2 separate regions of the Homo sapiens genome follow, and region 1 is linked to region 2. A link is a loop called in an ENCODE intact Hi-C map of the cell type or tissue named here. Cell type or tissue: HepG2. All regions are shown on one strand. Region 1 overlaps FAM181A-AS1 (FAM181A antisense RNA 1). Region 2 overlaps ITPK1 (inositol-tetrakisphosphate 1-kinase).

Region 1 (8,000 bases), 800 kb before region 2:
GGTCAGCCTGGGGAGGATGTGGTGGGATGAGTGCTCAGGGGCTGAGCACAGCACATGTACCAGCCATCTTGGAAGCCACCTCATGTGCCAGACCAGATGGGCCACACCCCTGTCTCCACTGAGAGTGAGCTTGCTGTCTCCAGAGGTAATCGAGCAAGAATAAGACTGACAGTTGGGGAGAAGATAGTAATGCAGATTTAAGCATCAGTGTGTGCACTGGGGAAGTTGCCTGAGGTGACCTGTAACCTTCCATGTCCAGAGTCAAAGATGCTGGGATGCTGAGAATTGGAAACTCCTGGGAGTACCCGCAGGAAAGAGGGTCCATTCGAGGCATCTCCCTGTCTTTCATCTCCAGTTTGTCCACAAGGCCTCACCTCTGGCATGGCCACCCCTCAGACTAGCCAGTCCTTTTTCCATCCAGTACATCTCCATCTCTGTACACCTCATTTCCAGGTGAAGAAGCCAGATCCTCAGAATGTCAGGGCTGGGCAGGACCTCAGAGCTCAGCCAACCAACCTTTGATTTTCAGGGGAGGACCCCGAAAGCCCAAAGTACAAACAGACAATGGCCTGCCTGTGTAGGAAAAGAGAACCTTGGCCCACAATTTCTGCAGCAAGCAGCACATGAAGCCAAACCAAACCTCTGTGGCAATGGGCCCAGAATGGTCAGGGCTCTGTCAATCCTGGTCAGCTTCCCTATTGTTGACTACTGCTTCCAACTCAACACCCATGAAAGAAAGCCAAATATGCTCCTAATGCAATCACATAAGATGTCGGGCTTCCAGCTAGCCACCTCCCGCTTCCCCATGCAACAACCTCCAGTCAGGGCACACCTGAGGCCTCCCCCTTTTCACTATGATGCTTCCCCTCACCCTGCCTGCCTGGGAGTCTCTGTCAAATGCAAGTGACAGTGGCCCATTCCCTTGCCATACCAAGCACACAATAAATGGCCTCTGTTTGATCTCCTTTGGGTGGTCCCAATTTATTTCCACAACACAGAGACCCAGGAAGGGATGGTGGGTTGTTTAAGGTCACATTCCAGGTCTAGGACAGAACTCAGCTCATTCGTTATCACCTCGTTAGAACTTTACTTCTCTGACTCCCTCTATTATTCTAGGTAGAATTGACCACGTTCTCCCTCTTGCCTCTCAGTATCCTTCACACTCTATCTCAGCACCTTCCACACATGCGATGATTTTAAAGTATGTCGAAAGCTCTGTGATACTCATCCCTTTAAGAAGTGGAGCCTAATACTCCTCCCCTTAGTGTGGTCTGGATTTAGTCACTCTTCTAGTGAATAGAATGATATGAAGTGACCATCTGTGACTTCAGAGATGAGGTCATAAGAGGCTCAGCAGCTTCCTCCTTAATCTCTTGGATCAGCTCTAGGGGAAGCCAGCTGCCATGTTGTGGGGATGCTCAAGGAGCCCTGAGGAGAGGCCCATGTGATGAGGAGCTGAGAGGACTTGGGCCAAAAGCCAGTGGAGAATTGAGGTCTCCTGTCAGTAGCCATATAAGCAAGTATTCTGGAAGCACATCCTCCATTCCCAGTCAATATCTTAACTTCAACCTCATGAAAGACCTTGAGCCTAGCTCAGCCACTCCCAGACTCCTGACCCACAGATACTGTGTGAGGTAATCCAAGCTTGTTGTTTCAAGCTGCTAAGCAATCTGTTGCAATAGATAATTAATGCAACACATTTCTGCATTTTTTGCCCTACATGTCTGAGACATATAATATCCAATAATATCCAATTAGGAGCTCTTGAGAATAAGGCACCAGTAGCTCAGGGCTCAGCAATGTTTGATGGACAGACATATGGATGAATGGATGGGTAGATGAGGGTGCACAAAGTAAGCGAGGGGGCACCCTCGCTTACTTTGGCTTCAGGGTTGGATGGATGGGTAAATGGATGGATGGATGGATGGATGGAAAGATGGGGAAATGGGTGGGTGGATGGATGGATGGGGAAGTGGATGACTGAATGGACAGGTTGGATGGATAAGTAGATAGGTGGGCAATTGAATGGATGGGTGGATGGATGGAGGCATGGGGAGATGGGTGGGTGGATAAATGGATGTGTGGATGGATGGATGGTTGGACAGATGGATAAATGGATGGATATTCGAGAACTTCCAGGCTGCTCAGAGACAGCAAGTTTGGTGTGGGCAGTTGCAAAGTTTATTTTAAAAGTCTGATGATATTTTAGTTCAACATGTTTTCGGACAATGGGGCCCTTTCTTGTGCTCCTTGGTGGCCCAGAAAACATAGTTTTGATGGCTAATTGAGTGGTGGTCATAATTTCTTCTCCTGTAAAGACCGTGCTTTTCGTCTATGAGGTTGCTCTAGGCCTGACTGTCCTGTCAACTGTCTCTTTGGTTCCTATCTTATCTACCTGCCAAGACCCTACTCTCTCCTGTGAATCTCTTTTCTTCGTCAGACACCTTGAATCACAGATAGTTGGAGATGAAAAGGACCTTAGAAACCATGAGAAACACCATGGGCGAGGAGACTGGGGAGCTCTGGAGCCATAAACCTGGCTTCAGGTCCCAGTTCTGCCACTCACCAACTGAGTGGCCAAGGGTAAGTCATGTAACCTCTCTGACCCTCAGCCTCTTCCTCTGTGTGTGGCACCTGCCTGCCATCACATGTGGAGGGCTCAGCCCAGAGCTGGCCTGTGCTACGGAGCTAAGCACAGAAACAACCCATCAATGTCACTATCATCTCAAAGCCAAAGTCCTGCCATGTCATTGGGACAGGCTACAGAAACATGTGCAGAGTGTTTATCTCAGGACTCTCATTTGTGAGAGCCATTCATCTCATCCAACCCTCTTAGTTTGTTGTTTTTAGACAGTGTCTTAGTCTGTTACCCAGGTTGGAGTGCTGTGGCATGATCATGGCTCACTGCAACCTCGAAATCCTGGGCTCAGGCAATTCTCCCACCTCATTCTCCTGAGTAGTGGGGATTACAGATGCGCCCCACCATGCTGGCTAATTCTAAACATTTTTTTTGTTTTTGAGATGGAGTCTCACTCTGTTGCCCAGGCTGGAGTGCAGTGGCATGATCTTGGCTCACTGCAACCTCTGCCTCCCAGGTTCAAGTGATTCTCATGCTTCAGCCTCCTAAATAGCTGGGACTACAGGCATGTGCAACCACACCTGGCTAATTTTTTTTTTTTGTATTGTTTAGTAGAGATGCGGTTTCACCATATTGGCCAGGCTGGTCTCAAACTCCTGACCTCGTGATCCACCCACCTCGGCCTCCCAAAGTGCTGGGATTACATAAACATTTTTTTTTGTAGAGACAGGATCTTGATATGTTGCCCAGGCTAGTCTCAACCTCCTGGCCTTAAATGATCCTTCTGCCTTGGCCTCAAAAGCTTTGGGACTACAGGCATGAGCCATGGTGCCAGGTAGACCACTTCATTAACCAGGTGAGGAAACTGAGGCTGAGAGGTGGAGTGGTTTGCCCAAAGCAACCTGGTGAATTAGTGGCATGGTCAGGACATGAATCCTGACTCCAAGACCAGTGCTCCTCCTCTCTCTTCTGAACCCATTTTCTGCACCCTTGGCTAACAGAGGAAAATGCAGGATTCACCTGAACACTCAGCTTTGGCCTCAAATGGCCACGAGAGGGAGCCCTTGGAATTGCTCGGGGCCTCTGTGCTTCCGGTGAAAGAAGCCTTTCCGTCCGTTCTTGAAGGCGCCTAGGCCAGTAGCCCCCGCCCTGCCCCTTCCCTCCCTGTGCCAGCACCTCTGAGGCATTCCAGACTCCGGCTCCTTTTCCTTCTCTACCTCCACCCTCCACCTGGATCCCAGGATTGTCTTTCTCCTTTTCCTGAGTAGAACTGGGATCCTCAGAACCCCACAGTGGTTTTGCCAGGCAGGTGGTGCACATTTGAGGCACCCTGGCTTACTTTGGCTTCAGGGTTGCAGTGACATGTCTAGTTGTCCCTTAGCATCTACTGACACTCCCATCCAGCTATTCCACACACTTCTGCTCAGCCACGCCGGGTGGGAGAGGCCAGGCCAGGGGAGGTGGAGGAGGTGGGAGAGGAGTTTACCTACTGTGTAGCCCGAAGATGACAGAGTTACAGCACACAATGACAGGACATGGCTCGGAGTGTTAGTTGGACACAAGCAGAAGGGCTGATAGTAGAGGCCTTGGGGACAGCTCTGGTGGCAGATTTGAGCCGTAAAGGATGCAGAATAGTTGGCCAGGCAAATAAGGCCCACAAGTTCCTAAGAAACTGGGAGGAGGAGCCTTGCCTCTGGGTCAGGGGTGCTACCTGGGAGGACACCCCTTCTCTGGGCATCAGTAAATAGGGCTAATAAAACCCACTCTGCCTTCCTCATAGGAGGAAAGAATGTCTGAGTACATACAAATGGAAGCAGGTTGGAAATTAAATACCATGCCCATCTCGGGGATGTATTTTAGCACCGGTGTTTTTCTCTTTCCCAGGACGTTCTCCAATAAGCGTTCATTCTGTGTCCCCCAGCACCCACTTTCCCTGTCCTGACCTTCCTGCAGATGCATTTTTGAGACCACTCAGGTTCCTGGGTCACTGATGAGCGTCCCTGTGGGCCTCCCACCATCCTCCACTTGGTGGCTGACTCCAGCCCTCTTCCCTAGCTTGGGTTTTTCCATGAGTCATTTTAAAGTCTTTGTATAAGGCCTATTAGGATAAAAACAGGAAGGCAGGCAAGCCAGCAAGCCCTGGAGGCCATCCCTGGGCTCTTAGGAGATTAAAGTCTGCAAACACAATCCTGGTGTCTGTGGGCCATCTGCCCCCGCACCTCCCATGTGCTGACCAGGAGGACCTCGGAATCTGGGATGAATGGGACACTGTTTGAATGTTGGAAATGCCCCGTTGCTCCTTTCTCTATATCTTTTTAGGCAACACAAATGGCAAGCTCTTTCCAAGTGTCATTCTCCAAATAGATTCCTTCTTGTCTAGGGTCGTGGGGGGAGGGAGTGGAATAAGAGGTGAGCCCCTCTGATGCTCCAGCAGCCCCTTCTGTGGGCCCAGCAGGCCACTCTTAACATCTCCAAAACCTGTGGTTCTTGCAGGACATACACTTTGTTTCATATTCTCCTGGGCTCACTGTGCATAACCGCCTTTGTAATTCTCCAGTTCTCCCAAATGCATATTCTCCCTTGCAGACGGCATTTTTCAGAGAACAGGAGGGAGCTGCTTCCTTAAGTATCGCCTGGGATCACATTCAGACTGGAGATGTTGCCAGAAGCAAATCCACCTCGGTGGGGATTCTGGTTGACCCAGGAGACCCTCTGCTCCTGAGGGAACTGCTGAGGGGCTTGGGCTATGACTCCAGGACCAAGAGTTTTGGGAGAGACTTTCCTTCCCTGGACAAGGAAAAGGAAGTGGAGCTACCAGCTGCTGCTCTGGGAGGCTAGAGGCTCATCTCTCTACCATGCACCCTTTCCGAAGCTCTGTTCTCTGAGGGCTTCTGGAAATACCCGCTTTAATCAGAGTTAAGCCGGATTTGAAGGTTGCGATGATTAGATGTGTCAAAAAAATTTTACATCTAATAACACCCAACGCTGTCAAGAATGTGGAAAAAAACAGACATGTATGCATTGTTGATGCGAGTGTCAATTGGTACCCATTTTTTGGAGGGAGTTTGCTAGTATCATTAGAATGTGAAATAGATATGCTTTCAGACTCAACATTTCCACTTCTAAGAGTCAATTCTAGAGAAATATGTGCACATGGACACAAAGAGTCGGGCATGAAGATGTTTGCAGAAATGTTGTTTGCAACTGCAAAAAACAGTAAAATAAAAAGCCACCAAATCAAAAAACCAAACACCTAGCATTTATCCCCAGCTTTACTGAGATATAATTGACAAGCCTCGGATTTAGACACTGTGGCAGAACTTGGGTACGGTATGCTTTGCAGCCACTAAAAAGAATGACATAAACCTACAGTTGCTGACTTAGAAGGACCTCAAGATGGATCTTTTCATGAAAAAAAGGGATACAATTATAGGTACTGTATCACCCCATTTATGTTAAAAACAAAAAAGAAGAAAGGTAAAATAAAGTCAAAGGGAATGCTTGGGAACGTTTGGGACAAACACACCCCACACTGAGAATAGCAGTGATTTATGAAAGGTTGTAGGCTGGGAAACAATTGAAAAGGGTTGCATTTTTTAGTTTGTAAACTTTTCTGTTGTTTGAAATGTTTCTTAATGAGCACATATTTATGTATATTGTTTTTGTTCCCCAATATGTATATTGTATTTTGCTCCAGGGCACCCACCTCAGAGAAGTCCTGCTCAGAACCTCCGAAGTCAGTTGACTTCATTCAGCAAACATTTTCCGTGCGAGCCTCTGCCCTGCACAGCTCTAGGTTGGGTGTTGAGGACATCAGGGCCATTGTCCCCATCCCCAGGGAGTGCAGTCGCCTGCAGGGAGAGGCAGATGGACAGATGAGGACCGTGCAGTGGCAGAAACTGTGAGGAGTGTCCTCATAAGGACGGCAAGAGTAGAAGGCAGGCGAGGCCAGTTCCCCTGGATGAAGTCTGGGGAGGCTTCCTGGAGGAAGTGACACTAACTTGAGTCTTACAGATGATGGGGGTGTGGATGGGGTGTAGATTGGGTGTGGATGAACCAGTGGAAGAACAAGAGGGAAGATTTGAAGAGGAGGGTTCCAGGAGGGGAGATGTGCACTTGGGGGAACACAGGGCGGGTGATGGGTGGGGTTGGGGAGGACAAGAAGGGTTAGGGACAAGGGCTGAGCTTGGCTTCTCATCTCTCAACTCCTGATTGTTGCTCTGGGGTGCAGGGAGCCAGCCAGTGGCCAGCAGAGGGCACTTTTGCCTCTTCCAACTGCAGAGTCTGGAGCCCCCGGGAGGAGCTGGTCAATGGTTTCATGTTGACATGGGTGGGGAAGCTGGGCTCTCAGGACCCCAGGGAGGATGCACCCCAAGAGCGAGTGAGACCGAGACACAGATGATTAAGTTGCAGCATTAGGAGGCGTGGCAAAGGACTTTAGCCAGTCCACACGTGCAGAGAGGTCATCGGCAGTGCTGCTTTCCGAGATGGTGAAGAGAGGGGCTTCAATCAGAATGTGAGTGTGTGGTGGCACAGGAGGCTTGTGGCCACGGTGAAAGCAAAGGCTAGAGTCGAAGACAGCATTCCAAGAGGGTGCTCTGAGGGCTGCAGCAGCATCAGCCCCGGGGGTCTGGCATGTGGCCTCCCCCACTGGTCCCCTCTACCGCCCACCCTCATTCTCTCTGCCTGAGCTCTTTTCCCTGCTCCTCCAAAGCAGTGTCCCCTTCCCAGTCCTGAGCACTCCTGGACCCTCCACCTGCTCCACAGCAAACCCACCTGGAGTACCTGCTCAGTGCCGGGTCATCTCCTGGAGGTGGGGATGTGGCAGGACCCCAGGAAGGCCCCAGATCATTCCACTGTGGGGGAGGCACAGACACTAACTAAGCAAACAGAGCTTCCGGCAGCGATGGGCCCCAGGCAGAGGATTCAACAGGGCCATGGACAGGTCGGGGAGGCCCTGGGGACACTTCAGCTGAGACCTGAATGTCAAGCTGGAGCCTGGCATGAGGGTGAGGCCCTTACAGGTAGAGCTCCCTGGACAAGGGTGAGTGTGGGGCTTTCAAGAGAGGGAGAAATCAAAGGTAACCCCTCAGTTTTGACCCGAGCCACTAGGTAAACAGAAGGGCTGTTTTCTGAGGAAACAGGGGCTGTGGGAGAGGCCAGCTTCGGGGAAGGAATCCAAAGTTCCGTTCTGGTCACCAGAAATCAGAGGTGCCAATTAGCAGTGCACGTGCAGGGTCACGAAGGCAGTTAGAAATCTGAGTGTGGGCCAGGCGCCGCGGCTCACACCTGTCATCCCAGCACTTTGGGAGGCTGAGGTGGGAGGATAGCTTGAGCTCAGGAGTTCGAGACCAGCCTGGGCAAAACTCTGTCTCTACAAAATATACAAAAATTAGCGGGGCGTGATGGCGCGTGCCTATAA
Region 2 (8,000 bases):
CCACTGGGCCATCCTGCCTTTACCGGTTATTTCTCCCACATGGTTTAGCAGGTTTGGGACATTCAGTAAATACTTAAAGTCAAGTGCCCCATGAGCACAGTTCCTGAACAGCTGGATGTAAATAGGGTTTCAGTTCCCACTCATTTTGAATTCAGCTGGAAAGCTACATTTGAGAGAATACTATGGCACTTCCCTTTTAAAAAGTAGCATTCATTTTAGGAAGCAAAGCATTCAAGAGCTGTGCACCTCCTTCTTTCCCTCGCAAAGTCACTGTCTTAAACACCTTCCCCATCCTGCATGAATTGGGCCCAGCCCAGCCTCTCCCACTCTGGTGGCCCTTGGGGAGCCGGCCCGGGTGTGTGTGGCCTTGCTCTGGAGAGGGTGTGGGACTCCCGAGAACTGGCCCATGGTCACACAGTGGAAATGTGGGAGGGGAACTTGCCTCGCTCCAAGCCGAGTGCTCCCCACTCACCACTGGCCAAAGCCTCCTTGTGAACAGGCCTTTCCTCCCGGCTGCGGCCCACGGTGTGTATTAGAGTGGCCAGGCCATACCTGTGGGGCCCTTTGAGTCTTTCTGGGGCTTCGTCTTGCTGCTCTGAGCCTGCTCAGAAAGCAGCTGCCCTTGTGGCCTGCATCTCCCCAGCAGAGCCTCATGGGCTGGTTTCTGTAGGCCCATCCTCTGGATGGCCCCTGGGAGTGCTCCCACAGCCATTTTTAGGGTTCGGTGGGGTGGATCTGAGATTCGTGTCAGAGATCCCGTGGAGCCGTGGAGCGTCAAGAATCACTCTCACAAGGGAGCTCCAGACTCCAGACCCCGCTCCGCATCCCCCCACCCCTCCAGGCCCTTGAGTGCTGGGTGCCCCACCCTGTTAATTGCTCATGATGTTCCAGGGCACACCTGTGGCAGAGGCCACCTGCAGACTCAGCTGCCCCAGAGGGTGAATCGGGACCCACAGGCCAAAGGCCCTCCCAGACAGCTTCAGGGAGATGTCTTCGTTCCAAACCTCTCTCGCCGTCAGAATCTTCACTGATACTTAGGCCCCCACCACTGGGCCTGTTCTTCCTCTCTGACTTGCTCATTGTCCTGCTTATTTTAAGTCTGTCTTGTTTTTAAGTAGTTGGTTCTATGAAGGTAGAGATTTTGGCAGCTTTATTTACTGCTGAAACCCCAGTGCCTATACCAGTGCACATAGGAGCTCAAAAAAGAATCTGTTAGTGGCTGGGTGTGATGGCTTACACCTGTAATCCCAGCACTTTGGGAGGCTGAGGCGGGCAGATTGCTTGAGGTCAGGAGTTCAAGACCAGCCTGGGCAACATGGTGAATACCTATCTCTACTAAAAATACAAAAATTAGCAGGGCATGGTGGCAGGTGCTTGTTATCCCAGCTACTTGGGACGCTGAGGCAGGAGAATTGCTTGAGCTCGGGAGGTGGAGATTGCAGTGAGCCAAGATTGCACCATTGCACTCCAGCCTGGGTGACAGAGCTGGACTCTGTCTCAAAAAAAAAAAGTATGTTAGTGGATCAATAACTGCCTGGTGGTTTTTGGAAGCCTTTTTCATGTCCCTATGGCTCAGCCAAAGCCACTTGTGACTCTGGAATGCTCTGGGCCAGGAAGGAAACCCCAGGGGTGGGGGAGATGGGGAGAGAGTTAGGTGGTAAGTCCCAGGTTCCGGAGGGGCTTGTGGGCAAGTCCTGAGCATCTGCCCTGGCCAGGCCTGTGCTGGGTGCTGGTCCTTGCCGGCATGTACACCTGCAGGAGGTGAAGGCAAACCAGCTCTCAGATGCACTGGAAATGCTGCAAGGTGTGACTAGAGCCAGGAAACCTGCAAACAGGAGAGAACTATGGCGCAGTGGCTGCAGCCACTTTAGCACTCTGTGGTCAGAGAAGGCCTCTCTAAGGAGGCGACATTCAGCAAGAGGGGCCTAGAGCTCTCTCCAGGAGCTAAAGGACCCACAGGGTGGACGGTGTCCACTTTGTAGAGGCCACACACCCTGGCCTCTACCATAAGCCTTATAAGCCTCTGCCATAAGCCCTGGGTTCCATGTGGATTGGAGGGCAGGCAGCTCTGGGCAGAACTGAGGCCGGTTTCCACCTTAGACAGGGTGGTTCAAGGAGGTGTCGGGGTGTCCTTCTAGAGCCTTGTTTCCTGACAGTGTGACCTTCCTCCCATCCGAGGGAGGCTGCAGTTATGCCCTCGGGGCCAGGGATAGGAAGACAAAATGCTCCCCGTGGGTCTGGTTCAGTCCAGCCTTTGTGTTCTGGAAATGAGCCGCTCTGGGCTGTGGGGTGGTGGGGTGGATGGGGTGGTAGTGGGTGGGTCAGCTGACCTTTCTCAAGAATCAGGTTAGGTCTCAGGTGCCCAAGGGAGCCGAGGGAAGCCGCGCCTGACCTGTGTGCTCTTTGGCAGTCATCGATCTTCCTCCAAGTTACTTGTTTGCCAAACTTGCCCAACAAAAGAGACACCAGGGGATGGGCGTGGTGGCTCACGCCTATAATCCCAGCACTTTGGGAGGCTGAGGCGGGCGGATCACCTGAGGTCAGGAGTTCAAGACCAGCTTGGCCAACATGGTGAAACCCAGTCTCTACTAAAAATACAAAAAATCAGCTGGGTGTGGTGACTGGCACCTGTAATCCCAGCTGCTCGGGAGGCTGAGGCAGGAGAAACGCTTGAACCCGGGAGGTGGATGTTGCAGTGAGCCGAGATCGCGCCACTGTACTCCAGCCTGGGTGACATGAGTGAAACTCTGTCTCAAAAAAAAAAAAAAAAAACCCCACAAAAATTAGCCAGGCGTGGTGGTGGGTGCCTGTAATCCCAGCTACTACTCGGCAGGCTGAGGTGGGAGAATCGCTTGAACTCAGGAGGCGGAGGTTGTGGTGAGCCGAGATTGCGTCACTGCAGTCCAGCCTGGTGACAGAGCAAGACTCCGTCTCCAAAAAAAAAAAAAAAAAGCTCCAGGGGCACTGGGGAGAAGGGAGAAGTACACATCCTGAAGTCTCCCTTCCCTGTGAGATGAAGATTCTCCTGGGAAGGGGGCTGGGGAGCTCCTTGTGAAGTACCCTGATGATTTTTATGGGAAACTACTCACTGTCATTTCATGAAGTGCCTCAGAAGACCTTACCCCAAAACTGTCAGGCGTGGGGAAGCACCGAGTTAGCCAAGGCTGAAGCAGTGTGTTTCAGACTTCTCAGGGGCAGGTCCCCTCCAGGAGGTTTGCTGGAGCCAGAGGTTCCCAGGCTGGCTCCTGGGTCTCTGTACCCTGAGCTCACTGTGGGAATCTCCAGTCTGGCACCGTTCACCTGAGGCCTCACTGGAGCCCCCTCATGCAGGAGGGAGACATGGCAGGGGCACCAGGTCGTCAGCCCAGCCCAGTTCTACCTGCTGTTGCTACCTTTTGCCAAATTCCTTCTCAAAAGAAGCCTTTTCAGATTTCTTGCCTCTGGCTGCTGGTTTGCCCGGAGTGTATAGAAAGGAGCTAGTTTTGCACAAGAGACATTCCTGGGACCGATCTGGCCAGATAGACACTTGTGGCGTTTTCCTCAGCAGTTTACGCTGCAAACCCATGGACTCCTCAGCAACCATTCTTATTAGCCTGGGGTCACTCTGGGCGCTCTTGGAGCCCAAGCCAGAAACTGGGACTCTGGGTTTGTTCAGGCGGCCTGCTGTGCTTTGGCAGGGCTGTGTTGCTTCCTCTCTGCCCCCTTGTACATTCATGGCTCATGCCAGATCTCAGAGGATCCTGAGAACCTACCATGGGGGTCAGGCACTATTGCAGATGGGATAACTACCCTCCAGGATGGCTGAGGGGTCTCCATTTGCTAGATGAGGGCCCTGAGACTCAGGGAGAGGCCAGGTGCTGTGAGCAGCACAGCTTGGATTCACCCTCAGGGATGGGTGACTCCTGAAACCATGCTGTTTCCACTCCGCCAGGTTGCCTTTGTCTTCAACACAGCATCCAGCTGCCGTCGATCGATGTCAGGAAAATCAAGGAGTTCTGTTCTTTTTTTTTTTGAGATGGAGTTTCGCTATTGTCACCCAGGCCGGAGTGCAAGGTGTGATCTTTGTTCACTGCAACCTCCACCTCAGCCTCCCCAGTAGCTGGGATTACAGGCACCCGCCATCACACCCAGCAAATTTTTGTATTTTTAGTGGAGAAGATGGGGTTTCACCATGTTGGCCAGGCTAGTCTCAAACTCCTGACCTCAGGTGATCTGCTCAACTTGGCCTCACAAAATGCTGGGATTACAAGTGTGAGCGACCGCGCCCTGCCTCAAGGGGTTCTTTTCTGAGCATCCTTTGTGTGCAGTTGTTGGGCCCAGGAGGATAGTGCATGGTGGAGATGGCAGTGAAGTTGGAGCATGAGACTTGTCCTGAGCCTCTGCCCTCCCAACTGTAAGGTGGGTGCAGTGCACCCGCCCTAGGGCCAAATGATAGGATTCCCCCTCCACCCAAGAGGCCACCTCACCTGCCCTCCTACCCGCCCAAGGCAGGGCCTGGGGCCTCTGACACATCTCTGCTGGGAGCTGCCACCCATCTTTTTCTGGGGGATCCTCCAGTGGTCAGCTTGCTGCTTCCTGGGCAGGGCGGGGCATGGTAGATGGGTGCAGAGAGAACCCTCCTGTGGCAGTTTCACTTTCATTTCTGCCTCACACCCTGTTTCCATCCAACAGTCAAGGGCTGGGCTGCGGAGGTGAGGAAACATCCGGTCTCCACCCTGGGGTACTTGTCCTAGTGCAGGTTCCCAGGCCTCCCCCTCCCCTGGAATGAATCTGGGGTGGGCCGTGGCATCTTCTTTTTAAAAAACACCCCATTCATTCCTTTATGCACTTACATGCCACATACTTACTGAGTGCCTGCTGTATGCTGGGCACTCCTGGGTTCTGGGGATTGATACAGCAGTGAGCACCACAGTCTCCTGGAGCCCCAGGGTCAGTCTTAGGGAGAGCTTCAGGGCAGTTGTCTCACCACTGGGAGCTCTTGCCCACAGTGTGCTGGGTCACGTACCTCTCAGGGTCCTGGGCTCGTGAGTTTCTTCTTCTTCTTATTTTTTTTTTGAGATGGAGACGGAGTCTTGCTCTATTGCCCAGGCTGGAGTGCAGTGGTGCAATCTCACTGCAACCTCTGCCTCCCGGGTTCAAGCGATTCTCCTGCCTCAGCCTCCTGAGTAGCTGGGATTACAAGCACGCGCCACCACGCCCGGCTAATTTTTGTATTTTTAGTAGAGATGGGGTTTCACTGTGTTGGTCAGGCTGGTCTTGAACTCGTGATCTGCCCGTCTCAGCCTCCCAAAGTGCTGGGATTACAGGCGTAAGCCACCATGCCCGGCCCTATTTTTCTTTTTTTCTTTCTTTCTTTCTTTTTTTTTTTTTTTTTTGAGATGGAGTCTTGCTTTGTCGCCCAGGCTGGAGTGCAGTGGCGCGATCTTGGCTCACTGCAAGCTCCGCCTCCCAGGTTCATGCCATTCTTCTGCCTCAGCCTCCCGAGTAGCTGGGACTACAGGCGCCTGCCACCATGCCCGGCTAATTTTTTGTATTTTTAGTAGAGACAGGGTTTCACCGTGTTAGCCAGGATGGTCTCGATCTCCTGACCTCGTGATCCGCCCACCTCGGCCTCCCAAAGTGCTGGGATGACAGGCATGAGCCACCACTCCCAGACTTGTTTCTGTCTTTTTTGCCGTTGTTGTAGAGACAGGGTTTCACTGTGTTGGCCAGGTTTGGCTGTAACTCCTGAGCTTGATCGATCGCCCGTCTCAGCCTCCCGAAGTGTTGGGATTATAGGCTTGAGCCACTGTGCCTAGCCAGCCTATTTTCTTTTTCTTTTTTGTTAGTCTTGCTCTGTCATCCAGGTTGGAGTGCAGTGGTGTGATCTTGGCTCACTGCAACCTCCACCTCCCAGGTTTAAGTGATTCTCGGACCTCAGGTGATCCTTCCACCTCAGCCTCCCAAAGAGTTGGGATTACAGGTGTGAGCCACCACGCCCAGCCCAGCCTATTTTCTTTAAGATTTTAAAGTCCTAACATTCGTCATGGGATCCTTGAAAAGAAAAGGAATTATGGCCTTGCCACTAGAGGCCTTTGCCGCCTCCCTGCAGGAAGGTGTGTCCCGCGGCATTGGGATCGTGTTGGAGAAAGGTTTTGCTTCCTGCACAGTCAGCTCCCAAGCACCCTTTTTATCACCTTGACCTGGGCGCAGCCAAGCCGTGGCCTGTGCTTGCGGAGATTTGGGTGCCCCATCCTCTCGCTGCTCTGGGGAAGCCTGTAGCTGTGGAGAGGCCAGTCCAGGCCCCAGCTTCTGACCTTTGTCTACATATCAGGAGGAGCCCTCCTGGTGAGGAATGTGCCTCGTTCTTTTGGGGGAGCTGACGAGGTGCCTGTAGTGTGGAGGGTTAGGGGCAGGGGAGTCCCTCCAGAAATGCACTTAAGCTTGCAGAGTCACCCTGCCCTGCATTGTTAAGTGGTATAAGGACAGTTAGCTCCAGAAACAGCAGTGGCTCCTGTCTCTGGAGCTCTAGCTTCATGCCTGACATGGTGCTGAGCGCTAACATGTGGCTCTTTGAAGCTGTCAGTCCGTATGTGGAGACTGAGGCTCAGAGAGGGTAAGTGACTTTCCCGGGGTTTCATAGCCGATCACCCTGGGGGTGGGGTTCAAACATCAGTTTGCACAGTGCCGCGATCTCAGGTCACTGCAACCTCCACCTCCTGGATTCAAGCGATTCTCCTGCCTCAGCCTTCCGAGTAGCTGGAGTCACAAGCGCACGCCTCCACGCCCAGCTAATTTTTTGTATTTTTAGTAGAGATGGGGTTTTGCCACATTGGCCAGGCTGGTCTCGAACTCCTGACCTCAAATGATCCACTTGGCTTGGCTTCCCAAAGTGCTGGCATTACAGGCGTGAACCACCGTGCCCGGCCTCGGCTTCTTACTAGGTGGATGACTGTGGGTGTGTTTCAGCTCCTCTCTGGGCCTTAATTTCCTTGTCAGTAAGAGGTGACCTTGTGCTCATGCATAGGAGGGGGTCAGCACATGCAAACTTCCCTTCTGTGCAGGGCAGAGGCCATCTCTGGAAGGAAGAAGGGGGAAAGTGGCCCCTTACTCACCTGTGTCAGGTGGTATCAGAGTAAACCTCCACAGAGTCCAGAGGTACAGAGATTCACGATCTTAGAGGAGTAACTTTTGAAAACCTTTGAGCCAGAAGAGGCCTTTGCGTGTAAGGGTTTGCAGCTCAGAGTGGCTGGCCTTGCAGGGTCACACATGTAGAGCTTTGGGCTGACAGCTTCGCAGCCCAGAAGTACACCTGTGGCCTCCAGGGAACCTCTAGGAGTGTGAAGAGGCGAGGGTGTGTTCTGTTCTGGGCCATGATTGGTGGACCCCATCCCGGCCAGGATGAGTTATTTTTGTTGATGGGCCCTGTGGTCTCTCCTAACCTTGCTGGGAATGTGACAGGAACCAATTCTTTGGATTTGGGATGCTCTCCTGGGAAGGATGGGGGAGTGAGTGGGTGCCCCTTCCCTGACGCAGCCATCTGGGACGTGGGCAGTTCTGTGAGTGCTTCTGCATGTGCTTCAGGCTGGGACCCCCTGGACAGTGAGACCTATGGAGTGGGCCACATGGCTGCAAATCTGTTTCCATTGCTGTGTGCTCCAGTCCTCTCACTCTCAATTAACCAACAGATGTGATGAGTCATTGGGGTCTCGTCAGCTAATGATCTGAGCAGTAAGTCGATTGTATGGCTGATTCCTAGAGCCACAGGGGTGGATGGGTTCTGACAGGAGCCTCAGTGCTGAGCGGGTTCGGTAATAAAGGGGATGTATTGGTTCCTGAGTCAGATCCTTGGGGCATTCTGGCTTCAGGTGTAGGTAGACTCAGGCGACAGTCCAATAGGGCCTGGTCTGTCTGTCTGTCTGTCTCTCTCTCTCTCTGTCTCTCTCTCTCTCTCTCTCCCTCCTCTCTCCCCCCGGCCCCCTCCCTGCTTCCCTGGTCTCTTTTACATTGGCTTCATTCTC

The links. Peaks named below come from ENCODE experiments on the same cell type or tissue, not always from the same donor. Only the 100,000 strongest peaks of a DNase experiment are listed, where the experiment ranks them.
Region 1: a loop joins it to region 2, with 20 times the contacts of the local background. A loop is called at or near these places in 5 of 110 quality-filtered maps.

The regions. Positions count from the first base shown.
Region 1 is chr14:93,902,553-93,910,552 of GRCh38, reverse strand. FAM181A-AS1 (FAM181A antisense RNA 1) reads left to right here. Exons shown (of 11, transcript NR_027004.2): 9 at 1,383-1,634; 10 at 2,441-2,583; 11 at 5,165-5,823. Among named protein-coding and RNA genes, the nearest start is that of FAM181A-AS1, 20 kb to the left of the region's middle. In HepG2, CTCF peaks have their summits at 3,635 (motif pointing right) and 6,833 (motif pointing right); DNase peaks (open chromatin) are centred at 602, 3,642, 4,732, 7,642 and 1 weaker place.
Region 2 is chr14:93,100,475-93,108,474 of GRCh38, reverse strand. All of the region lies in intron 2 of ITPK1 (inositol-tetrakisphosphate 1-kinase), which reads left to right. Among named protein-coding and RNA genes, the nearest start is that of ITPK1, 11 kb to the left of the region's middle. In HepG2, no CTCF peak of the experiment used is centred here; a DNase peak (open chromatin) is centred at 3,284.